Linked DNA regions of Homo sapiens: all the other regions are linked to region 5. A link is a loop called in an ENCODE intact Hi-C map of the cell type or tissue named here. Cell type or tissue: endothelial cell of umbilical vein. All regions are shown on one strand. Region 1 overlaps LINC03043 (long intergenic non-protein coding RNA 3043). Region 2 has its middle 21 kb from the start of ASB15. Region 3 overlaps POT1 (protection of telomeres 1). Region 4 overlaps WASL (WASP like actin nucleation promoting factor). Region 5 has its middle 47 kb from the start of HYAL4. Region 6 overlaps POT1 (protection of telomeres 1). Region 7 overlaps HYAL4 (hyaluronidase 4).

Region 1 (4,000 bases), 990 kb before region 5:
GATCGCGCCACTGCACTCCAGCCTGGGCGACTGAGCGAGACTCCGTCTAAAAAAAGAAAAAGAAAAAGAAATGTCAAAGCATTGTCAGAGAAATCATAGTTGTTAATAAATCATTTAGTCTGAAATGTACAGGGTAGCGGTTAATACCATGGGGTCTGGAGCCAGACCTTGGCTGAAAATACAGCTCCACCACTTCCTGGCAGTGTGAGTTTGGTCACGTTATTTAACTCTTTTGGCCTCAATTTGCTTAAATTTCCTTGAAGTCTTGAAGTTTAAAGGGGATAAGGAATGTAATGCAATCAGCACAGTGCCTAGTAGATAATAGTAGCTAACATTTGTGGAACACTCAATAAATGTTAATTCATATTAATTTGGGGATTTTCCAATTCAGTGTGAGAATTAAAGCACAGGTGAGGGACAACTACTGAGAATTGCTTTAATTACTTTTTTGTTTCTGTTTTCATCTTCCTTTTTCATAACAACTCCTTTCTTTTATTTAAAACCTTGTAAAGTTCCTAACAAATGTGAAAAGAACTTTCATGTTTGAGATTCAGAAACTGTAGTACTTCAAATATTTATAAACAGAGAAAAATAATTCTGTCAGTATGGCCACTTAGATTGTATTAGTCTGTTCTCACGCTGCTGTGAAGAAATACCTGAGACTGGGTAATTTATTAGGAAAAGAAATTGACTGACAGTTTTGCATGGCTAGGGAGGCCTCTGGAAACCTACAATCATGGCAGAAGGCATCTCTTCAGAGGGTGGCAGGAGAGAGAATGAGTGCCAGGAGGGGAAATGTCAGACGCTTATAAAACCATCAGATCTCATGAGAGCTCCCTCACTATCACGAGAACATCATGGGGGAAACCGCTCCCACGATTCAATTACCTCCCATGGGTCCCTCCCACAGCACCGAGGGATTATGGGATTACAATTCAAGATGAGATTCCGGTGGGGACACAAAGCCAAACCATATCATAGATATACTAATTTGAATTCTGAAGACATGCCTAAAAACTATTTACTAGAATGAGTAACATAACATGTTGCAGATGAAGGTGACAGGAAAGGTTTTGAGTAAAAAAGTGTTTTTTTACTTCTAGCATTTTGAGTTTTTATTTGACCTGTTATCAACAAGTGAAAAGTATTAATCTGGCAAGCATTAATTAAAACTCTTTAACTTCAATATTTCTATAGGTAAGTCAGATCTTTCTGTGGTTTGTGTAATTTTCATTGCAAGGCTAAAGATTTAAATTTGGCATTCATACTTCTGTCAAAATTCATTTTAAGTCATACATAAACAAGTCATTTGCATGTTGATTAACTACCACAATTTCCTCTGTAACAATCTCACTTTGGAAGTGCATATAAATCACAGCTGAACAGATTTCTATTAGTTCCAAAAGCACATACGAAGTAATTGTTGTTTTTCTGAAGAAAATCTGTAGTGCAAATTATACATTTTGTTTATACAAGCAATCTAGAATGGATGTTTTAATTATGCATTTGTTTATATATAAAACTTGGACTTACAAATCAAGGACTATAAATATAGAAAAGATCTATCCAAACCAGAGTGCAAACTTCACGTGATCAAATTAAAGTTTGGCTTCTGGAAGCAGTTAGCCTACTCAGGCAATCGTATCCAGTAGCATTACCTTCTGCGCGGCAGGAGAGGGAGCTCTTTCCCACAGTATTCTGGACTAATCTTGCAGAAAAAAATCTGGTGCCAGAAGGCAGCCCAGTCAGAGAAAACACCCTACAAGTTCAAGCAGCATCTTGGGAATGCTATGTTTGGAGACCATGAGAAACATAGGTCCTTTCTTGAGTTTATGAAGGTTTTCAGAGATTCCAAATAGTTTTGGAGGAAGACTAAAGTTACAGCATCCACTCAGAACTTCAAAAAAAAAGGAAGGCTTTCCATTTAGTAAGCTCATCCAAATGCGCTCTCAGCCTACTATCTGAAGTCTGCTTAGGGACAAACTACACTAACCTGGAGAGCGCCTTTTGGACCAGGTTCCTCTGGGCAAGTCATTAAGGCTGCTGAGTTAGGAAAGCCTTTACTCCTGGGTAAGTTTCTAGGCGGTGGAAGATGCCACAGCTGTGAATATGTGGTGGACTTTTACTTTGGATTCTGGATCCCTTCCTTCACATATCTCTCGAGAGTTCTAAAATACAAAAAAAAAAAAAAAAAAAAAAAAAAAAAAAAAAGAATGATTTGGGCTATTTATTTTCGGAATTCAACAATTAGAATTGTGCGTTTTTTAAATTCAGATTTAATTTGCACTACAATTGTTATGAGCCTCCCTTTTTTACTAAAAGCATTATGGATAGCATGGAAATATTTATTTTAGTAAACAATTATAGTTAGTGAAGTTGCATACTCCTCCGTCTTAAGACTGAGTATTTACGTAGTGACTATATTAATAACAGGTGTGTATATTTTTTAAAGAACAATTTTCTGAGTTAGTTCTATGTTTATGCAGAGAAACTTTGAGGTGCTCATCTATCACAATCACTGTCATTAATGACAAAAGTAGAAGCATTATGCTATTGCTTTCAGAAAGTCAATGGACATTTCTTAGTTTCAGCAATGAGCTAAAAATAAAATCAGGGTTGATATTGAGTTGTGATAAAATGAACAGTTCACATTAATTTTTCTCAGGAATGAATAAAAACATAATCAGTGAACATAGGTTATCATGTTGAAATAATAACTTTTTTTATTGTTATTTGATTTTTTTTTGAGATGGAGTCTCGCTTTGTCACCTAGGCTGGAGTGCAGTGGCATGATCTCAGCTCACTGCAACCTCCACCTCCCTGGTTCAAACGACGCTCGTGCCTCAGCCTCCTGAGTAACTGGGGCTACAGGCGCGTGCCACCATGCCCGGCTAATTTTTTATATGTTTAGTAGAGACAGAGTTTTACCGTGTTAGCCAGGATGGTCTCGATCTCTTGACCTCGTGATCTGCCCGTCTCGACCTCCCAAAGTGATGGGATTACAGGCTGGAGCCATCGTGCCCAGCCAATGATGGTATGTTTTAATAGATTTCTAACATTCACAAAATAATTGAAGAGGGCACGTATGTTTTGAGGGAAAAGTAAGAAAAATGAAAGCATATATTAGATAGATAGATAGATAGATAGAGATACATACACACATGACCAGATAAGGCAGTATGGTGAAATAGAAAGTAAAGGATAAGAAATGGGGAAGAAAAATAGTTTATGAGTGATAGGCCAGTAAAAATTCTCTTCCATTTTTCTCATGGCAAAGTTCCTTCCTGGTTTCTTGAATTAAAAGGAAGAAAATTGTTATGTGAGAAATATTTCTGTCACATGGAAATACATTTTGTTTTATTTCCATATTGAATGAGGAACATGAATTCCTTCAGTCAGAATGTCAAAGATAATTTTTTTAGAACCTAATATATACATTTTATTAAGCAATTTTTTCCAGAACGTTTTCAAGGTTAGCATGCTGCCATTTTGCCTAGTCTGCTCAGCTCCAGACAACTGGGTGATTTATTTCCTGAGTCCAGGGATGTGTCTTTTGCGGCTTCCTCCTCCTCCGCCTTTTTGACCACTTCTTCCCTCTACCGTCATCTCCATCTCTCCCTAAGTCAACACTCTTCTTCCTGCCTCAATGCCTCTTGAATCACTTACATCCTCTATCATTGTTCTCCATGTGTGTCTTGGCTTTTTCTCTCTGCCATTCATATTCTATATTTTTCTCTCTCACTTTCCCTTTTTCCTTTTTTCTTCCTGGATTGCGAGCAATATAAAGTAGACCTATGAGTTTTAAAAGATTTGGTACGTAAATTAATAAAATTTTGTGATTTTGTTCTAATTTCAAAGTAGGGTGATTTTAATTTTAAAACAACAGTCAAACTGAGGCAGGATAAGTAAGGTTAGGGAGCTGTATTAGTTCATTTTCACACAGCTATAAAGAACTACCTGAGACTGGGTAATTGATGAAGAAAAGAGGTTTATTGACTCA
Region 2 (4,000 bases), 220 kb after region 5:
AGCTTGTATTACGGGAGTGAGCCACTGCACCTAGGTCTACAATGTTATCATTTTATGTTCTCTCATCTGAACAGTCTATAATTTTAAAGATCCAAATTCCACTACAATATTTGTTTGTGATGCTTGCCATCTCTTTGCCTGCTATAAAAATTAAATTTTAAAATAGAGGCTAGTAGATTAATTTTTAAAACAAGATTTACACTAGTTTCTTTCATGGTACCAAGTTATCATTTCTGAGCGTTCTAAATGAGGTATATTCCTCTTTGAATAATACTGCATTCATTTATTTGCCAAGTATGTATTTATTAGCTACTATGTGCCTGGTGCAATGAAAATGTTAAAGAAGGCAGTTCTTACTCTCAGTCAGTGGAGGGGATGAATAGATGATCAAAAGAAGGTGATGCTTAGCTTCCAGGAGGGGACCAAGAGTATGCCTTAGACGATATAAAGTCTTGAGCTGAGACTTGAAGGATAAGAAGGAGTTTTCGAGATAATGTATAAGGGGAGAGGCATTCCAGGCAGAGAAAATACACATAGATCTGAGGGAAAATGGCATATCTGGGGGGAATGCTGATCATTTACTCTTGCTGGTCACAGAACGCATTGAGGAACCTACAGACAATGAGCAGGAGCTTTAGGTAAGAGTTAGAATATGTAGGATATATGTATATACTGAACTATATACTGGAGTAAAGAATTTGGGGCTTTATTTTATTTCTTCCTCCAGGACGGTGGCAATGAGAAAAGGCTTTCTCTTTGGGGTGCACTAGGGTAGTGGTGTTATTTGTCAGAATCTCTAAAGGCCATCTGTGGAGTCTTAACATTCTGAAGCACTCACTCCCTTTGGATATTGTAATGCAACCCCCCCTCCCCATCTCCCATTGTCACACATCCTTCCTTCCACAGGGACGTTACCTTCACATACTGTGGGTTGAACCTGTCCCTCAAAGTGGTCTGGGCCTGAGAACCACTGCAGGAGACAAGAAGAAGCCACAGGAGCATTTTAGGTAGGAAAAGATCATGATCAGCTTGAGCAATTTCTCCTCCCTTTCCTTGTTTTGCAGATATTTTACCATTACAATATAGATGGAGATTTTCATCTATTAATAAAAGATGTTCTCTATTCACAAATGGAAATGGAGCAACAGTACACAATTTCTGCCCCAGAATTCATGGCTGGTGCAGGTAAAAAGCTCTTTACAGTTTGCTAGTCAATCCATTTGCTTTACCTAAAAAGTTCATTTATATAGTTTTAAATGGTTTGCAGAAGTCTTTTGAACAGTACTCTTGAAGTTTCATGTCTTTTCCTCAAAACTTGACAGTCTTGGGAGTGACAAAAAGGGAGAAAATATACAAACATATGTGATATATTCATAGCTGGACTTAAACAATGATAAAAGAAAATTTTCATGTTACAGCCTACTTCCAGTAGAATTTTACAATCCTACTATCTAGTAGGAATCATTTCCTCTGAGTGGTGTTCTCACTCTGAGCAAATCATTTCTTAAGTAGCAAATTCTCCTCACAATTTGATGTATATCAGTTTAACCGAAAGACTTTTCAGAAACCTAATATGTAGCAAAGCTCACAAGGTCTTTAGAACATGACACATCAAAAAAGATGAAGGTAGAAATAACAAAAATGTGCCCTTAGGACTTAAGTTGGATGGGATCCCCTTTCTCTGGCATGGAGTCTAGGTATCTGGAGAGTACCTTTTTTTTTTTTTTTTTTAAGTGCTCACTTGAATGATCATGTTTTGTTTTCACTCCCACACTCTCACAATGCCCAAGAAGGGCAAATAGTAAAATGATGCTGTTATTTGATAAATTAATTACTGATGATAGACTCGTTTTGAATTCAAAGTGTTAGGAATTTAATGGAGTTTCTCCTTAGTGGCTTACAGATCTCCCATACCCTTCTACTATCTAGTAAGTATCATGTCCTCTGAACGGTGTTCATGCCCTGAGCAACATTCATGCTCTCAGAGAAACACCTCCTCCTCCGCAAAGAGCTGAAGGAGGTTGGTGGGACACAGATACCACCTGAATTATCCGTAAATACAAGCCATTTTTAAGTGGAAGACAGTTCTACTGCAACAAGCTGAAGAAAGCCAGCACCATCTAGTGGAAGGAGAGTCACACAGGAATGGACGCCTGTTGGTTTGGTTTCCTGTTCTGTATTTTGAACTCTTTGCTGAGACTTAGGTGTGCATTGTTAATATTGGTCTCTTTTCATAATAGACTTAACCGAACGGTCTCTGACCAAGCTTCAACACTGCGTTTTTTTAGTGGTTTGCGGTATAATAATTATAATGATGGCTATGTTTATTTAGATTTTGTTATACCTAAGCATTTCTCTAAGCCCTTATCTCAGGGCTTCCAGGTACGGTTGTGCAGGTTGTATACTGCACAAGGTTGCTTGGGTGAGGTTATGGGGAGACTGGAATCCATCTTAATCTCCACTCACCCACATGGGTGCCCTAGAGAAGGGTTGCATTCACTTGGAGAGATGATCAAAATTTTCCAAACTGCACAAAGGTGCCATATGATGCAGTTCTGGGTTTTCATATGCATTATCTCATTTAACCTCATGGCATTCTTGCAAAGTAGGTGTCATATTATTGTGACCATTTTTCAAGGAAGAAGTAAGGCTTAGGGGGTTAAGTAAAATTGCCTAAGGCCACATAACTACCCTGAGCAGTTTTTGGTCAAGTGGCTCACAGCAGAGGCAAGCTCAAAGCCTCTCCTGTGCCTAGCAAGTTTGATTGTGATGACTGCTTCACTCACTGACTCAAGCAACTCAAACCAAAAACTTAACAAGCAAAGCCAAAAATGTAAAAAGCAGTGCAACAGAGAACGGCCTGCCATGCACCTGAGGACTTCATCTGCCACCTTAGCATAACTCCTGTTTGCTCTCTGAACAGGCAAAACGCATCCTTTCGCTGGGTTCTTGTTCATCTTGTCCTTTCAAATGCCCTTTCTTGCCACTCCCCCATTTCCTTCAGTAGAAATCCTTCTGCTAATTTAAGACCCAATTTAGACCATCCTTCTCCATCTCCATGAATTTTTCTAATCCCGCCAATCTCTTTTCCTCCTTTATTTCCCTATCATATTTATTTTGTTTGCCTTACATAGTAATTATTTATGTACCTTTGTTACATCAGGATTTATTGTAACTTTTTTAAGGACAGGAGGTGTAACAGGCTTTGGACAATGTGGCCATTCAATAAATGAGAATTAAATTGAAAACCTAGAGACCTAAACAATGGCAAGAGAAACCTGCAGTTTTATTATATGCTTTATGTTCTCACTTAAACTAAATGTCTAAATAGGAATTTCATAATATTGAATAATGACAAGCTGGGAGTCTTAAGCCAAATCCACAATGCATTCTATAGCATAATAGATTTGTTTCTAATAAAGACCTAGTGAAAATTGAGTTAGTGTGATTTGCCAAATTAACTCAACTCCCAGGAGCAGAAGGAGTTATAGATTTGCAAATCCCAAGGTACCAGGCATGTTGCAAACTTGTTCTAAATTAAGTTTTAACTTTCATTTTGACTGCAATTATCTATTAAGCCCTCAGGCTACAGTGGGGCAGATAATAGAGAGAAAAGAAATCAGAACAACTCTTCATGGTATTTTTGAGACTATTTATAGAGAGTTTACTTTGCATGGAAGTGAACTGGTAATACAAAAGAATTCATAGAACAAACATATAACTATTGTAACCTCTACAGTGAGTACATAGCAAAACAAATTTAACAATAGTTATTCACTGAAAATGTAAATCTAAGATCCTTATTTTTAACTATAACTAAGAAAGTATTTTTATCTAAAATTTTCCCAATTACACTTATAAAGAAAATGTAGTATATCTACACCATGAAATACTACACAGCCATAAAAAGAATGAAATCATGTCCTTTTCAGCAACATGGATACAGCTGGAGGCCATTACCCTAAGTGAATTAATACAGAAACATAAAATCAAGTACTGC
Region 3 (4,000 bases), 1.0 Mb before region 5:
ACTCTGATAAAGGCAAATGAGAAATAATAAATGATGAATATATTTGGGCAGACTCATTTGTCACAGAAGTATCTTCTGAAATATAAACCTTTATTAACTGAAATTTTTGAAAGGAGTTGTAATTACTTGAAATATCTAATTAAGTGATAAAGAGAGCCTTGTTGGTAAACTTCTGTCCTGCTTAATAACTAGAATATAATAAATATAATTTAAATTTTCTTTAGTAATTGAGAATTTCTCAGTGCCTTTACTCTGAACATCAGTGATTATATAAATATGTAATAAATGTATATAACTGTTTTGTAATCCTTTTACTACATAATCGGCTCAAGACATATTCTGAAAATCATTTTTAAAAGCTCCTCATCTTTTTGCAATTTGCCTACTTTTCCTCTGAATATCTAAAATGATGTTTTGGAAAATGTAGATAATTGATGGTTATATGCATTTGGATGCCCTAAATTGAGTCTTCACTAAAATGTGCTACAATGTGTAAATATCTATGTACATCGCCATGTATTTGTGTGCTTATAAATTGTGAGTATCTGTGTTCATTAATATACATATATTTTCCAATCCAAAATTTGGGTTTGTTTGAAGAAATTTTTTATTTTAAAATCTCTTTAAATAAAATGTGAGGGAACTGTTTTTACCCATTTGAGCTTGAAATGGTGGTTGGGATTAAAATGTATATATAAGGATTTTAGATAATTCTTCAAATATTATCAAACTTTGGTTTATTGAATTTTGTAAAATCATACAGCTTTGTAAAATAAAACCACTCTCCGCGATCATTTTTTAAACAAATAAGGATATTATCTCAGAAATTAACGGAAACTGTCTAAAGTTACACAGTTAACTGGCAACAGAACCAGAAGAAAGCCATACACCTTTTGATTCCAAATGATGCCATTTCTGCTACATGGTACCTAACCATATGACTTCTTAAAATTATTAATTATTAAACAGAATTGGAAATATTATTAGTTTAGAAGTGCCCTTCTCCCTAAGTGTGGTAAGTGGATATTTAACTGGAGTGAAGACGGGGCCACTGCATTTTTTTCTCCTACTGGGAAATTTAGCATTCTTTACAGAGGAGAAAAAAATTGATGCTAGAAATAATTATGAGTAACTTTGTATCACAAAACCAGGCATAGAAATCACTGGTAGTTAATGTAAATATGATTTGGATATACTTACCCACAAAATATCAAATAATTATCTATTGAAAAAAAGTTATTTGTTCTGCAAAGTGAATTATCTCCATAATTTACATAATTTAAGAAAAAGTAACTGACTCATCTACATGTAAGAATGATACTTTTTAATTTGATAACTTGTTAAATGGAAATCTTCACGCTTACACCAAAATCGATTTCTATCATTTCATTGCCAATAATTTTAGGCAAGAAGTTCCACATGAGGGCGATTTGGATATAATTTTTCAGGATGGTGCAACTAAAACCCCAGATGTCAAGCTACAAAATACATCATTATATGATTCAAAAATCTGGACCACTAAAAATCAAAAAGGACGAAAAGTAGCAGTTCATTTTGTGAAAAATAATGGTATTCTCCCGCTTTCAAATGAATGTCTACTTTTGATAGAAGGTAAGATATTTAAGTCACTGTTTTGTTAGAATACTCCTTTTGCATATTTTTCCTAATTAATTATTGTTTAATACATTTTACAGACAACCTAGTACATATAAAGTAAAAATAGTATTTAAATTTAACAAAATTGAATATATATGTTAACTAGGTTCAAATATATATAAGCACACGTTCATAAATTTATCTTAATTACATTTGAAATTGTACTTCAGACTCAAGTGTTAACATTTAACTATATTGTTGGATTGCATTTTATTTTGTCAATGCTAAGCTGATTGTCTAGTTAAGTAATAATAAAAGAGGCTGATTGCTTATGTACCATTGCTGTTTTCTTGGCCTCTGGATGTCACTGTTGTTTCATAGAAATAGGGTGAAAGTCATCTATTGTATCAAAATCAAAGAAGAGACCATTGAAACAAGTAAAGATAACTTGACAAGTTTTAAATGAAATTTATCATGTTTGGTTTTTCATTTTCTTTTCATTTTCATCTAATTTTTATCTCATTTATCTAAAATATGTACTGTGAATTTTTTTTCATGGCAAATTTAGAGTTTTTCTTAAGGCTTCTCTTCCCTTGTAACCTTTTCATTGTTTTTCTTAAGGCTTTCCTTCCCTTGAAACCTTTTCATTGTTTTTCTTAAGGCTTTCCTTCCCTTGAAACCTTTTCATTGTTTTTCTGAAGGCTTTTCTTCCCTTGAAACCTTTTGTAATAGAAGAAAAATACCTTCTTTAATTTGCCTTAGAGTAATATTTAACTTTATTTTTAATAAATGAGGGAATTCTATGTAAATTATAGACTTTGGGTGATTATGTGTCAGTATAGGTTCATTTTTAACAAATGTACCACGCTGGTAGAGGATGTTGATACTGGAGGAGGCTAGCATGTATGGTAGAAGGGGATACGGAAAATCTCTGTACCTTCCTCTTAATTTTGCTGTGAACCTAAAACTGCTCCTTAAAAAAAAAAAAAATGAAGTCTTAAAAAGAAAACATAGAATGTACAACACTGAGAGTAAACCCTAATATAGACTGGACTTTGAGTGATAATGGTTTGTTAGTAATGTAAAGTGTGGACTTTGAGTGATAATGGTTTGTTACTAATGTAAACTGTGGACTTTGAGTGATAATGGTTTTTTAAAATAGGTTTCTTGATTGACTAAATTTACCACTCTGGTGCAAGATGTTGATAATGGGGAAGAGGCTAGGGGACATAGGGAAACTTTGTACCTTTTGCTTAATTTTGCAGTGAACCTAAAACTGCTTTTTAAAAAAGGCTTATTTAAAAAAATAATGAGAATGTATGTAAAAGCACTTTGAAATGTAAAAGGAATATAAGAAATGTGAGCTATTTTTATTTTATGTTTCTAAGTATTATAACCTGGACCAAGGGCTAGGATCTTACTGCAGTATGGCACTGCTCTGGTTAGGAAGTAACAAAATCAAAAACTGACCTGGACTTAGAGATGAACCAAAGAAAACGATATAAATACAAAGTCATTCTTAGACTTTAAGGACCTGCAGCAGTATTCACTGATATTCATGCCAAGTTAATGCAGTTGACACTATTTTATTGTGACCATAGTTTACATTAGGGTTCACTCATTCTGCTTTACAGTTCTTTATGTTTTGACAAATGCAGAATACCATGTACCCACCATTAGAGTCTCATATAAAACAGTATCACTTAATTTCTGTAAAAGCTCTAAGATCTGTGTCCAGATTTTTTTTTGCATGCAGATGTCCAGTTTTCCAGTACCATTTCTTAAAAAGACTGTTCCTTCTCCATTGAATTGCCTTTGCTTCTTTGTCAAACCAGTTTGTGTGAATTTGCTTCTGTGTTCTCTATTCTGTTTTAATCTGTCTGTTATTTTCCTAATATCACACCATCCTTATTTCTAAAGCTATATAGTAATTCTTGAAATTGTGTAGTGTTTGTCCTGCAACTTTCTTCTTTTTCTTGAGTATTGTGTTGGCTATTGTAAATCTTTTGCATTTCCATGTAAACTTTATAATCAGTTTGTCAATATCCAAAAATAACTTGCTGGGATTTTTATTAAGATTGCCAGCTGGGCGCAGTGGCTCACTCTGGTAATCTTAGCACTTTGGGAGGCCGAGGCAGGCAGATCACCTGAGGTCGGGAGTTCGAGACCAGCCTGACCAACATGAAGAAACCCTGTCTCTACTAAAAATACAAAATTAGCCAGGCATCATGGTGCATACCTGTAATCCCAACTACTCGGGAGGCTGAGGCAGTAGAATGGCTTGAACCCGGGAGGCGGAGGTTGCGGTGAGCCGAGATCGCGCCATTGCACTCCAGCCTGGGTAACAAGAGCGAAACTTCATCTCAAAAAAAAAAAAGATTGCCATAATCTATAAGTCACGGTG
Region 4 (4,000 bases), 120 kb after region 5:
GTGCAATACCTCATTTAATCTGTAAAGGTTTGTCGTAATCCTCTACAAAGCTACTCCCTGTTATTGTGTGCAAGTTTACACCAGGATGCTCACTTGATTTGTGAATATTTTTCATTCCATCAACAAGGGAGTTTAAATACTATATGTGAGACTGACAAAAACCTTAATGTAATTTACTTATAATGCCAGAAGGAAAACACTATTTTCATACCCTACTTTTTCTGTACCTAAATTTTCTTAAAAAAAAATCTAGTATAGCACTACATTCTTTTTTAAGTGATGCAGACCTTAGTTTCTTTAGCCCCTTTATTTTGAATACAATGCTACATATGAATGTTGAAGCTGATACATTGCACAGTTCTGTAGACATCACTACACCGATGTAGTTTCTCAAATTTTAGCAATATGCTCTACATAAAATCACTACAGAGATACTAGTGGGGAAGACGATTAACACACCTCTTACAGTAATACTGCCTGTTATTGGTATAGCAGTGGTATTTGCAGACTGGGATCATAAGGAGCCCTTAAATACTTGTTATTGACTGGGGTTATTTTTATGCTGTAGCAAATGTGACAGGCTCTTTTTAGCAAAATTTTTGAAAATTTTTTTGGTATTACTCTGAAACAAAATTTAAGTTGGAGTTTCAGGGATTTAGGGAGTAGTTTTCATTCTACATGAACTGAGGTAATATTATGGTAACTCCAATATTTGGTTAAAAAAACTATACAAATCAGAATAGTACTAAAATACTGTAGAATTTTAGCATTTTTATTTTGCACTTTGTGTGGATTGAGGTGTTCAGAAATACCAACCATAAAAATGTAATCTAGTTGGCAAAGGTGTGCGCTAAAACACGGAACCGAACATGCATTGATTTGGATAACTTTTGAGGGTTTTTGTCAAATAGCATGTGAAGAGTTACATTTTTCTTAAAAGATTGGTGGTCCCAATGTCAGAGTTCTTGGAACAGATAACTGAATGATAGATTTTTTTTTTTTAAAGATAAAACTTTACAACCTGCACATTTGTTATGCATACTAAATGGTGTGTTAAAATTAGGGTTTCTTTGCCTCTCTACACTACACTAATCTGCCTAAAGGTGGTTGTTTCATATTTATAATGCTAATTATCATACCTACCTACTTTAAATTTTAGGTAGAAAATTATCTGATTTAAATACAAACATATTTTTCTCACATTGAGTAATATGCATAATGTAGTTCCAAATGTATTTCATTACTATAGTCACAATATCCAACTAAAAATTACGCTATCTAGAATTGTACCAACCAAAATCTCGTATTGGCAGATCTTGACAGGCTGGACCTGCAAGATGTGGCTTGAATTTTAACCATTTATTACATAATCTCTAGTGATCATGCATCTAGTTATCATAAGAAATAATTTAAAAGGTTTTGTTGCTGAAAGCAGTAAGTGGTGCAGTAAAATACTTAAGTTATTCAAAGAATGTTATCTTTCTTGCAAGAGTAATTTAAGCACATGGGAAAGATTCTAGACTTTTTGTTTCTTGCAACAACAGTGCCCTCTGCTGCTAGAAACCTTTTTCTACTTACTATCATTTTTATTGTGGCTTGAGCTCAGTCAATCTGGTGCAGATGAGGCTGGACAACTACTAACCAATAAAATCAGGAGTTTGTACAAAAGTTAAATGGAACATTATAATTATTTTAAGTAATGTTAATTGAAAAAATTTTTTCTTTTTGACAATATAAAAAACATTTTAAATTTCCTAGAAATGTCTTCAGGGTAATGCCAATTTAAGATCTCTCTTAACTTGTGGCCAAGAAATTCTAGATTTTCCAGCTGACTTTGGTATAATATATATTTATCAGGAACTTCTCTCAGCAGAGAGTACCCATTCTTCGAGTTCAAAGCACAATTTTAAACATGTAAAATGGATATATAATTTGCCAAAGGTAATTAATTTATTCTTTTTTTCTTAAAGAAGAAAAAGACATTGGTTGTTGTTACAAAAAGTCTAAATTACTGTTGGTTGAAACACAGCAGCTGTGGAGTTCAGTCCAGGCATGAAGACTAAATCTGCTTTACCAAGTAAGGTGTAAGGTTGCATGTTTCAGTCCTCTACCATCCTGCACTGTGAGCAGCACTATACCTGTGCGTTGTCTGAAAGCCTTCCGTATATTCTCCAGCTAAATGGTCGTCTGGTAGCCTTTGCATTTAACAAACTAGCATGAGGCTTTTTATATCTAAATGCTACGTGATAGACAATTTCAGCTAGCCACATATTGTATGTATGAGATTCATAAAGACTTTCAATCATTTCATTTTCAGACAACTGAAATTTTGTTTAGTATGTGAATTCTTTTTTTGAAATGTATAGTGAATAGGATGTTGCACTGGTGGCAATTCATCATGGAGCATAATAAAATTAATTTGACCCAAATAGAATAAAATAATGTGTTTCATGTGTTTATTGTTAAGAGAGTAAAATAGGTTTAAAATTTTTAAACTGTATAGTGAAGGGTACAGAGCGATCAATGATAATGGTTGATGTTTTCAGCAGACTGCATGCCCTGAGAGTTAGAGTGTGCCATTAAATAAACATGGTGAGCAGAAGAATGTTGCACCCTGTTCTGTTGGGAAACATGACAGCTGCTCAGCAGCTCCCCTAGAAGCCACTGCTGTCGTTCACAGAGCATTGACATTGCAAGGTCAAACTGTTTGGAACTCTTCCACATACCAGAAATGTTGAAGTTTTCTAAATCAGAATGATATTGGAGTTTATTGGTAGTTTCAATAAATGCCAAATATAGCAGTTTGTATGGGACATAAGTAGCTTTTAATAAATGATATCAAAGAGGGTGCTCATTTTAAACGGTAAACTCTGTTTTTGATAGATAGAATTTTCTGTTTCACTGACCCTGGCACAAGTGGGTGTCTGAAGATTAAACTGAGTTGCGGAATTCAGAGTGTAGGATGCTACAAAATTCCTTTTAAGAGCTTTGGCCAAATTTAACAACCATTTCAAGAGTAATACGTTCTATTAAAAAGTTGTTTCTGTTGTACAAATGTGAACACTTAAGAATATATTAGACTTTTAAAATAATTTTTTAAAGATGCCTAAGAATTGTTTCTGTCAGGTCATTTTTATCTAATCAACAGAGGGGATTCCCGAGATAACTCTTGTTTTAGAAACGGAGTTCCTAAAGGACAAATATAGAGATAAGGCTTATTTATAGTACAATAGAAAAGCCTGTATGGAAAAGTTGGGAAATTTACCTTCCACATTTATTGACATTGTCACATCTCACCTCCAAAACACAGCATTCTTTATAATCTCTTGGTCATTTATTCATGGATTAAAAAAAAAACTTTGCTTTCTAAGGAAGCCTCTAGGAAAGGTATAGTACACTGTTATGAATATGTTAGAGAACATGCTTTGCAGCTACTGCCTTTACTTCTGTATGTGATACTTGGCATCCTCCATTGCCGTGAGGAGCCTATTGAAAAATTTGTCTCCGGATGCATCTGCCATAGGTTTTTCCAAAAAAAGAAAAGCATCACAGATTGTGCTAACTAACTGTTGATACAGTGTTAACTATTACACAAGTCCAGTGTAACTCTAAATTGGCCATGCACACCATCAAGATTGACAAGTCAAGATAAGATAGCACACAATTATTTTGAGTAAAACTTTGAGTAAATTTTTTTGAGTAAAAATTATTGGAGTAAAAATTATTTTGAGATTGTAATTTATAGGTGGTTTCAGTCTAATCAGATACTTGTGTATTGGGGCGTTTCTAGTAAACTTGAAGTAGTCCCTGAATTATTTAACAACCACAAAAAATCTACCTTAGGATTTTTAAAAAAAAATGTTTCTATTTAACAGCAAGTTCAATTTCAGCAGTATCAGATTGCATTATGGAACTTGAACAAAACACTATTTTCTGTCTTGAATTGCTTAGCATTTCATGACCTAAATTTTGTCTTGTCTTAGCTGTTGCTAGATGTGTG
Region 5 (4,000 bases):
AGATGCAAGAAAATGAAGTGATTGCATTCTAATTAGACCATAGAAGATGATATGCTTATTTGATATTTTAGCTATCAAAAGAAAAACTTCTTTTTTTTTAATTTTTTTTTTTTTTTTTTTAATTTTCAGGCCGGGCACGGTGGCTCACGCCTGTAATCCCAGCATTTTGGGAGGCCGAGGTGGGCGGATCACGAAGTCAGGAGATCGAGACCATCCTGGCTAACACGGTGAAACCCCGTCTCTACTAAAAATACAAAAAATTAGCCGGGCATGGTGGCGGGTGCCCGTAGTCCCAGCTACTCAGGAGGCTGAGGCAGGAGAATGGCGTGAACCCGGGAGGTGGAGCTTGCAGTGAGCCGAGATCGCGCCACTGCACTCCGGCCTGGGTGACAGAGCAAGACTGTCTCAAAAAAATAAATAAAGTAAAAAAAATTGACACAGAGTCTTTCTTTGTTGCCCAAGCTGGAGTACAGTGGCGCGATCTCGGCTCACTGCAACCTCCACTTACCCAGTTAAAGCGATCCTTCCACCTCAGCCCCACCTCCAATAGCTGAAACTACAGGCGCACCACCATGCCTAGCTGATGCTTTGTATTTTTAGTAGAGGCGGGGTTTCACCATGTTGCCCAGGTGGGTCTCGAACTCCTGCGCTCAAGCAATCAGCTCACCTCAGCCTCCAAAAGGGCTGGGATTACAGGCGTGAGCTACCAAGTCCAGGCAAGACTTCTATTTTTAGTTAATAGTGATTTCATGTACCAAATAATGTATTCAAACAAAAATTCATATTAGAATTGAAGTAAATAAGAGACCTTGTTTAAAGTGCAGTCATTCCTTGGTAGAAAAACATATCTGATAAAAAGAACAAAAAGAACAAGAAACATGGAACCAAAATGAGTAAATGAAAAATTATTAACAAAAATGTTAGCAAAATGTTGCTAACATTTAAATTTATATATATTTTTTGTATTTTTAGTAGAGACAGGGTTTTACCATGTTGCCCAGGCTGGTCTTGAACTCCTGACCTCAGGAGATTCACACCCCTTGGCCTCCCAAAGTGCTGGGATTACAGGCATGTGCCACTGTGCCCAGCCTCAGTGTAATTTCAAAATAAATTTTATTTTGAAATTATAAATTTATAATTTATAATTTAATTTTATTTTATAATTTTATAAATTTATAAATTACCTTTATAAAATACCTTCCATAGTATTATATTTTCAAAAAGATTAGAAAAATGAGCCTGCTGATAAAAGAGTAGGGAACTGAAAATATTGGCTTAAAAGGAGCTATGAAATTAATTTTTTTCTGATTGTATTTTAACCAGAAAATTAAAGGGAAATCTACAATAAAGAAATAATGTCTTTACATAAGGAGAAGAAAGAGAGGAAAATACATTAAATGTGAATCCGTCAGAGAGAAATGACATTACTTTATCAATACTAAAAGAGTTTGTAATGAGTCTACTGATATATACAGTGAACTCTGATAAATGTGGATGCCCTGAATTATTTAATAGCCTCTTACAAGTTTCCCTGCTTGTATGATTGCCCCCTTCAGTCTAGTTGCAAGCGTAGTGTTCTCTTAAAATCTTAAGTCAGATCATGGCACTCCTCTGCTCAAAGCTCTTCAATGGCTCCCCATTTCCTTCAAGGCTCTATCTAATCTGATCACAGTTACTTCTCTTACTTCCTTTCCTATTTCCCTCCCCTAGACCATACTCTAGAGTAACAGAATTTTATGTTCCACACAGTCACTCAGCTGCCACCATCTTGTAGCTGCTTCATCCTAAATATGCCACTTCCTTGGGTATTCTATTAAAGGGAAAGAGAAACGAGAAATCTGCATGGACTTTTCACTACCTCAGTCTGGAAAGGACACACTTATATCCACAAACATTCTATTAGTCAGAACTTGTCCTATCCACTCATTTAATTGCAAGAATGCCACGAAGGGAGTAAATGGCATGTTTGATCTGTTTCTGTCAGCCCCGTGAACGTGATTGACACACCCAACCACCTGTCCCACTCCTAGTTTCAGCTTCGTCTTTCCTAAGGTTGCTTTTAAGCTCATGATAATATGATTATCCATTTTTAGAGATGGCTTTACATTTTGTGGTTTGAAAAGGATAGTGCAAGATCTTTATAAGTCTTTATTTAGGGCTAAATTATGGTTCTAAGATCATTGTAGGTAATCTCTCTCTCTCTCTCTTTAAATGAAGCAGTGTTTATGGGATGAAGGAACACACCTACTCTTTCCCTTATTAAGAATAAAGCACTGAGCAAGTAGAAGGGTGGAGGCTCTGATAATTGCATAGTTTCTATAACCACAACTGACCTGTAATCACTTGACCTTACTTCTGGCTTAAATACACAAGAGTGACTTTAAACATCTGAGTGTGTTGCAACTAGCTCTGTAACTACCGCTGACAGGTGTCCAATTACAAAATTCCTATTGCATTACAGAGTCTTGAATAACAGAAAGTTGCCAATTTGAATATCAACACAGGGTACTTAAAACAATATAAAAATTTCCTTCAGAAGCCAGGCCACATCTTTAGGAAATGTAAGGAAGTAGCACCCTCTGGTGGGTAAAATAAAAGGAAAATTTGTGGACTTGCTTATTGAGGAATCTATAATTGTGGGCACTTTTTAAAATTATTATTATTGCCATAGGTGTAATTAAGTTTTCAAATATAAGCTTTTTGAGAATTTGGAATTGAGTCCTGGGGAACAAAATGCTTTTCTTAGAAAACATTGATAAAGAGAAAGTGCATGACTTTGCAAATTGCCATTTTTGATTGATAGCTACTTGTATGAATTCCAGGCGAGTTAAAGCAGAGTCTAGTAATGATGAGAAGGTTACTTATAACCTGAGACTATTATCTTCAAAGAGCCATGTGCCTTAGTAATTTAAAAAAGTTTACATATGCTAGGCCCAGGCCTTAGTGTGGGCCTCCAATCTCCAATTTACTTAGTACTTATCAGCAGAGGCCAACAGGGGCCCTTTTTCATATCTACTTGATTTATTTGTTAGCCAATTTCAGAAATAATAGTTTTTATTTTTGTTTTGTTTTTGCAAAGGCAAGAAAAATAAGTTTTTGGCTTTTCAGCTTTCAAGTATCTGGGTCCCATTTACTTAGCTGACATTTTTCTCAGAATTTTAACGTTGCTTCCTTGAGCAATTAAGTTTGGAGTTTTATTTGACTAAAAGGTTACTTAGTTCAACAGAGCAGCAATGTGATGGACCTGTTCTGGAATTTTACCCTGACACTTTATTATAGCTTTTTCTGTGATGTTCAGTAGCAATGAGAGAATAGAAGACCTTTTCTATAAAAAGAGAAGGGTACATGAATAGTCATAGCAAATAGATGCTAAAACTTCATAGAACCTGTTACTCATCCATTTACGATTGAGTCTCATTAAGCCAGGCTTCTTTTTAACCTTTTACCTTAAGGATACTTTTTACCTGACTTTGCCCCCATATGAATACCAAAACCACATGTATTTTATAGTATGTGAATATATACAGCAAGAAGTCCTAGTCAGTAGGCTTCTGTGATCAAGAAAGATGGGCATAGCCCAGAAATTGAGAGCACAGACTCTTGATCCAGATCCTGACTTTTTTTTTGAGATCTTGTTTCCCCCTTAGCTATCACCTCCCTACTTACAAGAAACCACCAATCTATTTTCTATCTTCATAGATTTGCCTATCTTGGACATTGTATATGAATGGAATCATACAATATGTGGTCTTTTCTGACTGGCTTCTTTCACTTGATATAATATTTTCAAGGTTTATCCATGCTGTAGTATGTAATATGTATTGGCACTTCATTCTTTTTCATGGCTGAATAATATTCCATTGTATATATATACTACATTCTGTTGATCCATTCATCTGTTGGTGGACATTTGGGTTATTTCTACCTTTTGGCTATTATGAATACTGCTGCTATAAACATTAGTGTACAAGTTTTTATGTGGACACGTTTTCACTTATCT
Region 6 (4,000 bases), 1.1 Mb before region 5:
AATACTGCTTTAGAATGAAAAAGGCTATATAAAATATTGCTAACTTAAATGCTAAGCTTGGTAAACTGGTTTGATAGAATGTAGCTGATAACTTTTTGTTCATTAGTTTAACAAATTGTTAAATTACAATTTGTTATAATTGTAATATTTATATTACAAGTTTATATTATAAGTTTATAATATTATAAATTGGGTGTGTGTATACTGTGTAATTTATAGAATTTGCATACTGTCTTCTGAAATACATTAAGGTGCACAGTTTAGATATGGCAGTACTTAACTATTAACAAAAATTGTAGGGAATTTCTTTTCTCTATTATATCTTTTATTTGAAAGTACTTTTTGTAGTAAAGAATGGTATGATAAATAATAATGCAGTAAATAATAAGAGTAACTTTTGCTAGGCACTTTATATGCATTTGGTACTCTCCTATAAGACAGGTGATGGTAGTCATCTCGTTCTACAAATGTGAAATGAGGCACTCAGGTTAAATCAGTGGTTCAAGATTCCACAGCTAGTTGGATTGAAGCAGGGTATTTCCCTGACCCCTTCACGGGCAGGAACTGGAGTGCACAGGTGCTGGAACTAGGCAGCCGCTTCAGTGCTGGCAGGGGAGAGCTCCACTCACTCAGACCACAGGAGTGGGAGCATGCAGGTGAGCAGGTGCAGGAGCCAGGGCAAAGGCTTTTGGGCACGGGCAGAAGCAAACTCTGTACTGGCCCCACAGCAGCATCTGAGAGGGTGCTGGTGACCCCTGAAGCCCCAGAGGAAGTGTTACAGTACTGTTTTAGCTCTGTCATCCATGGACAGCTTAAGTGTTAACAGCTTAGTGCAGGGTAGCTGTGACTGACTCACACCACACTTGTGGCACCCGAGCTCTTGTGTAGCATCCAGGAGGAATGAGGTCTCAAGAATAAAATGAAGATGGTAAATTCAGGGGATTTCATTACTGATGAAAGTGGCTCAGTGGGAAGGGGAAGTGAAAAGAGGATGGAGCAGGAAGGTAGTCTTACCTTGAAGTCTGGCCCTCTCTGGCCAGATTCTTCTCCCAGGTTACACCATCAAGCTGTCCCTCTGAAGTCAAGCTGCTTCTCTCTGACATCCAGCCATAGTGTCTGATGGCCAGCTGCCTCTCTTCCCTCTGCCGGCTGAGCCTGGGGTTTTTATGGGCACAGGATGTCAGGTGGGGTGGGCCATGGATGGTTTTAGAAAAGGCAACATTTGAGCAGGAAAACAGGGATGTAAGTTCTCACTTTGGGCCGTGGTATCAGGCTTTTCAGCTTGAGAGCAGGGTCCTTGCTGGGGACCTGCCCTCTTCTGCGTAGAATTTCCCTGCCTCCTGTCCCTATCTGGATGAAGCCAGTGTTTGAATCCACAATGTCTCTTTGCAGAGCTAATCTTTTAAAGCATTAAATGGAAGTGATCTCCATCACAAATATCTTCTAGCCTACTTATAGGAAATTAAAAGAAAACAGTAAGAGTGAAGATCTGAATTTCAATGCCCAATTTCCCTTTATAAATCAGTGGCCATGGAGTAGCAAATATATCCATTCTACATTGTATCACAAATAAGTTCACCATCAATACTGTTCTGGGTTACAGAAAAAATAGTAATTAGAAAACAAAACAACAACAAACCAAGTAAGTTTACTCAACTCAAATCAATAAATTAGATTAAATCCAGGGTCCAGGAAGATAGTGACTGTACTTTTTTGTCCTCTGTGTGTATATATGTATGCACATACATCTGTGACATATCAGAAAACACTGACTGTTGAAGATATATTTTTGACATTATTTCCCTGAAAGATATTATCTACATTGATTAGTTTATTTCAAAATTAAATATATGATAAGTTCAGTTCTGGAGGTTTTTTCATAGAGTTCTTTCATAAATAAAATGAATTTACATTTTAGATTCACCTCAGTTCCACACTCTGCATACCTTCCTTCGCCATTTTATTCCCTTCTCTTTCCCTATACTGCTTCCAAACAGGTCTTCCAATGTAGGTCTTTCTGTTTCCGCTTTTCCTGCTTTTCTTGTCTTAGTCCTGAACAGCACCTATCGCAGTGCTTTCCCTGTAGTGAGGATGAAGTAAGTAATAGCTGCTGCTGAATGAATGAATCAGTGAATGCTGTGGATTTTTTTTCCAGATTCTTTTCTCCTTTTTTATGTTCTGCTTTATTTTGCCCACTAGAGGGTGATATGAGCACACATAATTAAGAAAATGTATGGCACTGTGTTTTCTGTGAAGATATCAATAGCATTATATTATTTGTCTGCAATGCAATATGAAAATGATTTTTCTCTGTGTAAGTAATATAACTTTAGATTTTTATTTAATACACATTGACATCACATTTATTTGTTTTCTGACAACCTCTGTAACATTTCTTCTTAATTTAGGAACTCTTCACTCACGTGACATTGATATAAATGAATTCTTCTTGGTACTTTCAAGACAACTGTTTAAAATTACGTTTTTGTGTCAAAATACCTGGAACCAGTACGAAAGACTTTTGTTGTATAGAAACAGGAAAAAATGTGTTTTTATTTTAGTAAAGAGGACAGTATAATGCAATTATAGAATATAATATAATCAACATCTACAAGCAATGTATTTTAGAGCCCGAATTGCCCTTAACTATTTTCTGAATCTCACTTTTTGTTATATCATTCCCTTAAACATTTTACACAGACCCAGTCACATAAACTGAGATTTCAAATCTTTTGTCTGGAAACTAAAGCTTTACTTTCTAAATCCCTACTCTTATCCAGACACAATTGTTAATTATAAAATATACGTGGTCATAATTATGTTTTGGCCTTCAATAGTTCAACAGCTGTGATTTGGTTGGCTATTTTGAGACATATTCAGGGAATTAAAAATAATAAACCTAAAGGGAAATTCTTGACCGTTTATGACAAATCGTTTGATTATTTCTAAAGGGATAGTCATTTCTTACTAGCCATATTTACTTTGCTTTTTTTTTTAGTGTTTCTAGTTTTTTTTTAGTATTTAAATAGACTTCTATAGTTGTTTTTTAAACTGTATTTTTATAATTTTTTGGTTGATGTTTCATTTGTATTTTTGGAATCTTAATACTGACAAGATTAACCAATACTTGTTTTTTTATAATAGAGCATCTGGCACATTTCATAGTATTTTTAGTCAAGCTTTTGAAAAAATACAATGCTGCCTCCATAAGGAATTTTTGATAATAACAACTTATCTTTATGTGAATAACTTATATCTTGGCCTCGAAATTTTGTTATGTTAAAAAATACTGTAGTAGACAAGATAGTATAATAAACACCCGTGTGTTCACCTTATTTTTTAAATGTTTTGCCACATTTATTTCAGACACTTTTAAATTTTAGGAAATAAAACTCTACACATCGAACCTTCTTTGAGCTCCTGCCTGCTCTGGTTTTTTTTTTTTTTTTTTTTTTTTTGCTCTCCTCTCTGTGTCTCCATATGTAGGTTTGTACGTATACCTATGTTTATTATCCTTTTTCTTTATGTATTTTTTGATAGGGTAAAGCCCCCCTCTCATATTCTTTAAAATTGATTTGACTGTTCTCTTTCGTATAAGTTTTTGGATTAGCTTTTCAGATTCCATGAAAGCTTCTGGGAATTTTGATTGAATTGCATAAAATTTAAAGTTTAATTTGGAGGAAATTATCATTTTTGTAATATCAAAGCCTTTTGTATGTGAATATCTTTCTCCATGTGTTTAGGCCTTCTTTCAAATCTTTTGTAGATCATACATACATGTGCTATACTAATATATTTATATATACATATACACACACATATTTTAAAAGAATCACAAAATAATCCAGTCAAAAAGAATGAGATAAAACTAGAAAATTTTATGTTTTTTCCAATGTCTCACTTTGAAGACTATGAGGAAAATTATTTTTTTCTTTTTTCTTTTTGTTCTTTTCTTCTTTAACTTTCTTTATACTACTCCCTGGTTATGATATAGATGTAA
Region 7 (4,000 bases), 74 kb before region 5:
ATACTATTTTCTATTTTCTTAGAGTGACACAAATGCTGAATAAACCAATGCTCAAAAATCACACTCTGTAATCATATGCAAAAACATAAATATTTTTAAAGAAAAACATATTTTGCCATGCAGGATATTATATTGAAGGCAATGAGGCTGTAAATAGTTATCAGAAATTATTTAATTGAAATAAATCGGGGGCACATACCCACATACCAGGTCATATGTATGTGCCCTGGAAACAGAATCCAAAAGTTTTCCTTCTCCAAATGCGATCCTGTTAACCAGGTTCCTTTTCCATTTTGCAACATGCCCCAGTGACACTTCATCCCCATAGTCATTTCAATTCCAAGGCCAGGCAAAGAAGCAACGTTAAGGGCTTGCAGGCTCTGATTTGGTCCAGCTTTTATATTTGTCCCTGAAATTATGTGTGTTTAATTTCTAAGTACCTGACCTAATGGGTTTTATTTATGACTCATCCAGTCATGGTAAAGTCGCTGGAATTTTCTGCAATATGGTTAAGACAGACAAAGGTAAGGTTTTAGCAGAGAGAATTTTGATTTTATAATCTTAAAGGGTTATTGTTTTAATGTTTAAAGATTAACAGGGATCTAGGCCGTTTTCTGGAGCAAATTAAGATTTGAATGTATGTAGTTGGTTTCCTAGTTTATTAAATTACAACACATTCCCTCACCCCACTCTTTAGGATACTAAGCATTCACCTTTTACTCCAAGGGTGAATTTCTACCAATTAAACGCTAGAAAATGTTATTAGGTGATTTGGTGGAAAATAAAAGCAGAACTGTAAATGCTATTTTGCCATTGGGCACTTAATATTAATACTTGAGAGATAAGTCTCTTTATCTGACACTTTTATTGTCTAACACTCAAAAAAAGGTTTTACAATATCAGTTTTTAAAGTTTTTTTTTTTTTTTTCTGGGCAATTGTCTTGTGACTTTCAACAAGGAAAGAGATTTTGGTTTAAACTAATTTCCCTTTCAGGTTAACATCCATTTTCATTCCCTATGATTATAATATCTGTTGAACAGGTCATAGCTGACATGAAAGGAAGGAGAGGAGGTTTTGAGAGGCTCAAATGAGATAGTATAAATGAAAGGATTTTGAAAATTGTCAATGGCACGATGAACAGGGACAGAGGAGGAGCCATCCCTGCAGTACCAAGACTGCAGACTCTGCTGAGTCTGCGTCCACTCCCTCTTTGGGCAAAGACATAAGGGAGCAGAACTCCTCACTCCGCTCACTTTGAAACTTCCCTGAAAATGGTGTCATATAGTCACATGGTATGATCAGGGCAGAAATCCCTAACAGCTCTCCTTTTGATGAAGGCATTGTCATCAAAGGAGAATAAGGACATAACATTTACATTTTATATTTATAGATTATTGGTCTATAGTAAGTATGTAAGCGTCAGATGTTTCTGGTGAAAGCCACACCTTCTGAGGTTGCTGTCAGTTTCTTCCAAATTAGTTTTCAAATCAGTTTCTCACCAAATTAGTTCACTGTCACCTCACAGACAGTAGGGTGCTGAATGAATCACAAAGCAGCTATGTTTTGGGGATCAGAAAATCAAGGGCACTACCCAGCTAGGAAAGTCACAGATAAAGTGCCTCTGGGAGCAGATTGGGACCACCTGAAAGCTTGAGCCACAGTGGTGTTGTCACATTACAGAAAAAAGAAGGAACAAAGTAGATGTACTGAAAATGAGCCTCCCAGGTCCCAGTGTGGCACAGGGTGCTTTGCACCTACACATGATCCTTGGACCTGAATCAAGGTTTCAGAAGTAGAGGGTAGGGCTACTCAGGGGATTCACTCAACACTTCGGTGTCAGTCCCTGACGCTTATCAAAGTGCATGTAAGCAACGTGCCCACTGTGGGGAGCTGGAGCATTACTAATGAGCTGCCTTTGTGCCTTACCGGAGACAGCATGAATTAATAACAAGGATAAATATCTTTAAATCTATAGGCAAGGAAACTCCTGTTGTTAATTTTTAAAAGCACATCTCACAGATGGAACAGGAGGCCATTACCTTAAGTGAAATAACTCAGAAACAGAAAGTAAAATATCACGTTTTTACTGATAAGTAGGAGCTAAACGATGGGTAAATATGGCCATACAGAGTGCAATAATAGACATTGGAGACTCCAAAAGGTGCAAGGGTGGGAGGAGAGTGAGGGATAAGAAATGACCTGTTGGGTAAAATATACATTTTTCGGGTGATGGGTACACTAGAAGCCCAGAATTCACCACTACTCAATATGTCCATGTAACAAAACTGCACTTGCACCCTGTAAATGTATAAAAATGAAAAACTAATAATAAATAATAAATGTTTTAAAAGCACAGCATCAGGTTATGTCTAGGTTGCATTTATATGTAAATAATGCAGGCAATCTTCTGTCTGAAATGAGGTTTGACTGCCTCTATATCCCCACGCTATAGCTATTGCCTGAGATACCACTCTTAAATATCCCATGTTTAAGTTTAAGGCTTTGATGGCTGTTAAAAAAGTAATAGCCATATCACATAGGTTTCTGTAGAGCTTCAAGTTTTCATATGCATGTTCTCATTTGATTTACATCATACTTTTGCTAGGTCAGTGGGGCAGGTAATATTGTCCCATTTTGTACATGAAGACACTAAGACACTAAGTCCAGGGAGGTTAAGAGATTTGCTACTTACTAGTGAATCTTTTTTGTAATCTTAACTGTATGTGTGTGTGCATTCTAAAATTCAGACATTGTTGGGAAAATCAGAAATGGAAGCCATTAATGGTCATTAAGAGTTTGGTACAAATGAATATCAGGCTTTTAAAAAATTATGGGCGGGGCCGGGCGCAGTGGCTCACACCTAAAATCCCAGCGCTTTGGGAGGCCAAGGCGGGTGGATCTCTTGAGGTCAGGAGTTCGAAACCAGCCTGGCCAACACGGCAAAACCCCGTCTCTACTAAAAACACAAAAATTAGCTGGGCATGGCGGCGCATGCAGTGTAACCTCAGCTACTTGGAGGCTGAGGCAGGAGAATCACTTGAACCCGGGAGGCAGAGGTCACAGTGAGCCGAAATCGCGCCACTGCACTCCAGCCTGGGAGACAGAGGGAAACTCCATCTAAAAAAAAAAAAAAAAATCATGGGCAGATTTTTAAAGTCAATAGGGTACAATGGTGGGTACACTTATAGTTTAAAACACTTGGAAATAGCTTGCCACTCGGAAAAAAAGAGTGCAGAATGAGATGAAACCCAAACTGTTGCTCCTTTTTTCCTGAGGAAAGAAAGCATTTCCGTGGCTGTAGCTATAGAAAAAGAAGCTTATACCAGGTTCACAGAATGTGCAGAATGTCCCAGTAGTCTAAATTCATCTTTTGAAATGAACGTTTTGTCCCTCAGAGTTTATTGTTTCTTCCAAAAGTCAATTTATTATCACTAAAGAAAGGAACTTGGTTGAGTCAAATATAGAAAAGACGTCTTACAAAAGAAACTGGTATTTAAATTTTGATTCCATTCCAGAGTCAAGATTATTTTATAAAGATTTACGTAACTTTCTTTCTTTTTTTTTTTTTTTGAGATGGAGTTTCGCTCTGTCGCCCAGGCTGGAGTGCAGTGGCACAATCTCGGCTCACTGCAACCTCTGCCTCCCGAGTTCAAGCAATTCTCTTCTCAGACTCCTGAGTAGCTGGGATTACAGGTACCCACCACCACACCTAGCTAATTTTTGTATTTTTAGTAGAGATGAGGTTTCACTATCTTGGTCAGGCTGGTCTTAAACTCCTGACCTTGTGATCCACCTGCCTCAACCTCCCAAAGAGCTGGGATTACAGGTGTGAGCCACTGCACCCGGCCTAGATAACTTTTTAAAACCTTTCAGACGGTACTGACTTCCTATTATTCTTCATTCAATTATTTTTCACTGATTTTTCTGGGTGGTATGAATAGAAGTTCACAACAGAGACTTTTTTTCCTTCCTCCTTCACCTCATGAGTGATGTTGGAGG

The links. A loop is a pair of places that touch in the nucleus more often than their neighbours do. Peaks named below come from ENCODE experiments on the same cell type or tissue, not always from the same donor. Only the 100,000 strongest peaks of a DNase experiment are listed, where the experiment ranks them.
Region 1: it touches region 5 in a loop (7-fold over the local background); 7 of 110 quality-filtered maps call a loop at or near these places.
Region 2: a loop joins it to region 5, with 2.5 times the contacts of the local background. A loop is called at or near these places in 8 of 110 quality-filtered maps.
Region 3: a loop joins it to region 5, with 10 times the contacts of the local background. A loop is called at or near these places in 8 of 110 quality-filtered maps.
Region 4: it touches region 5 in a loop (6-fold over the local background); 12 of 110 quality-filtered maps call a loop at or near these places.
Region 6: a loop joins it to region 5, with 6 times the contacts of the local background. A loop is called at or near these places in 8 of 110 quality-filtered maps.
Region 7: it touches region 5 in a loop (5-fold over the local background); 89 of 110 quality-filtered maps call a loop at or near these places.

Annotation. Positions count from the first base shown.
Region 1 is chr7:124,783,054-124,787,053 of GRCh38, reverse strand. The region is part of intron 2 of LINC03043 (long intergenic non-protein coding RNA 3043); the gene reads left to right. Among named protein-coding and RNA genes, the nearest start is that of LINC03043, 5.8 kb to the left of the region's middle. RefSeq lists a silencer at 3,405-3,699. In endothelial cell of umbilical vein, a CTCF peak has its summit at 1,668; DNase peaks (open chromatin) are centred at 1,713 and 3,583; H3K27ac peaks cover 1,288 bases.
Region 2 is chr7:123,579,146-123,583,145 of GRCh38, reverse strand. It overlaps a transcript of NDUFA5 not described here and a transcript of ASB15 not described here. Among named protein-coding and RNA genes, the nearest start is that of ASB15, 21 kb to the left of the region's middle. In endothelial cell of umbilical vein, a CTCF peak has its summit at 2,125 (motif pointing left); a DNase peak (open chromatin) is centred at 2,005.
Region 3 is chr7:124,838,584-124,842,583 of GRCh38, reverse strand. It overlaps POT1 (protection of telomeres 1), which reads left to right. Exons shown (of 19, transcript NM_015450.3): 14 at 1,406-1,611. Among named protein-coding and RNA genes, the nearest start is that of LINC03043, 50 kb to the right of the region's middle. In endothelial cell of umbilical vein, no CTCF peak of the experiment used is centred here; a DNase peak (open chromatin) is centred at 1,973.
Region 4 is chr7:123,680,377-123,684,376 of GRCh38, reverse strand. It overlaps WASL (WASP like actin nucleation promoting factor), which reads left to right. Exons shown (of 11, transcript NM_003941.4): 11 at 1-2,434. Among named protein-coding and RNA genes, the nearest start is that of LMOD2, 27 kb to the right of the region's middle. In endothelial cell of umbilical vein, a CTCF peak has its summit at 1,558 (motif pointing left); a DNase peak (open chromatin) is centred at 1,536.
Region 5 is chr7:123,796,597-123,800,596 of GRCh38, reverse strand. It overlaps a transcript of HYAL4 not described here. Among named protein-coding and RNA genes, the nearest start is that of HYAL4, 47 kb to the left of the region's middle. RefSeq lists enhancers at 1,589-2,110, 2,111-2,632. In endothelial cell of umbilical vein, no CTCF peak of the experiment used is centred here; a DNase peak (open chromatin) is centred at 2,396.
Region 6 is chr7:124,854,677-124,858,676 of GRCh38, reverse strand. All of the region lies in intron 9 of POT1 (protection of telomeres 1), which reads left to right. Among named protein-coding and RNA genes, the nearest start is that of LINC03043, 66 kb to the right of the region's middle. In endothelial cell of umbilical vein, CTCF peaks have their summits at 2,011 and 2,215 (motif pointing right); a DNase peak (open chromatin) is centred at 2,196.
Region 7 is chr7:123,870,331-123,874,330 of GRCh38, reverse strand. All of the region lies in intron 3 of HYAL4 (hyaluronidase 4), which reads right to left. Among named protein-coding and RNA genes, the nearest start is that of HYAL4, 27 kb to the right of the region's middle. In endothelial cell of umbilical vein, a CTCF peak has its summit at 1,850; a DNase peak (open chromatin) is centred at 1,890.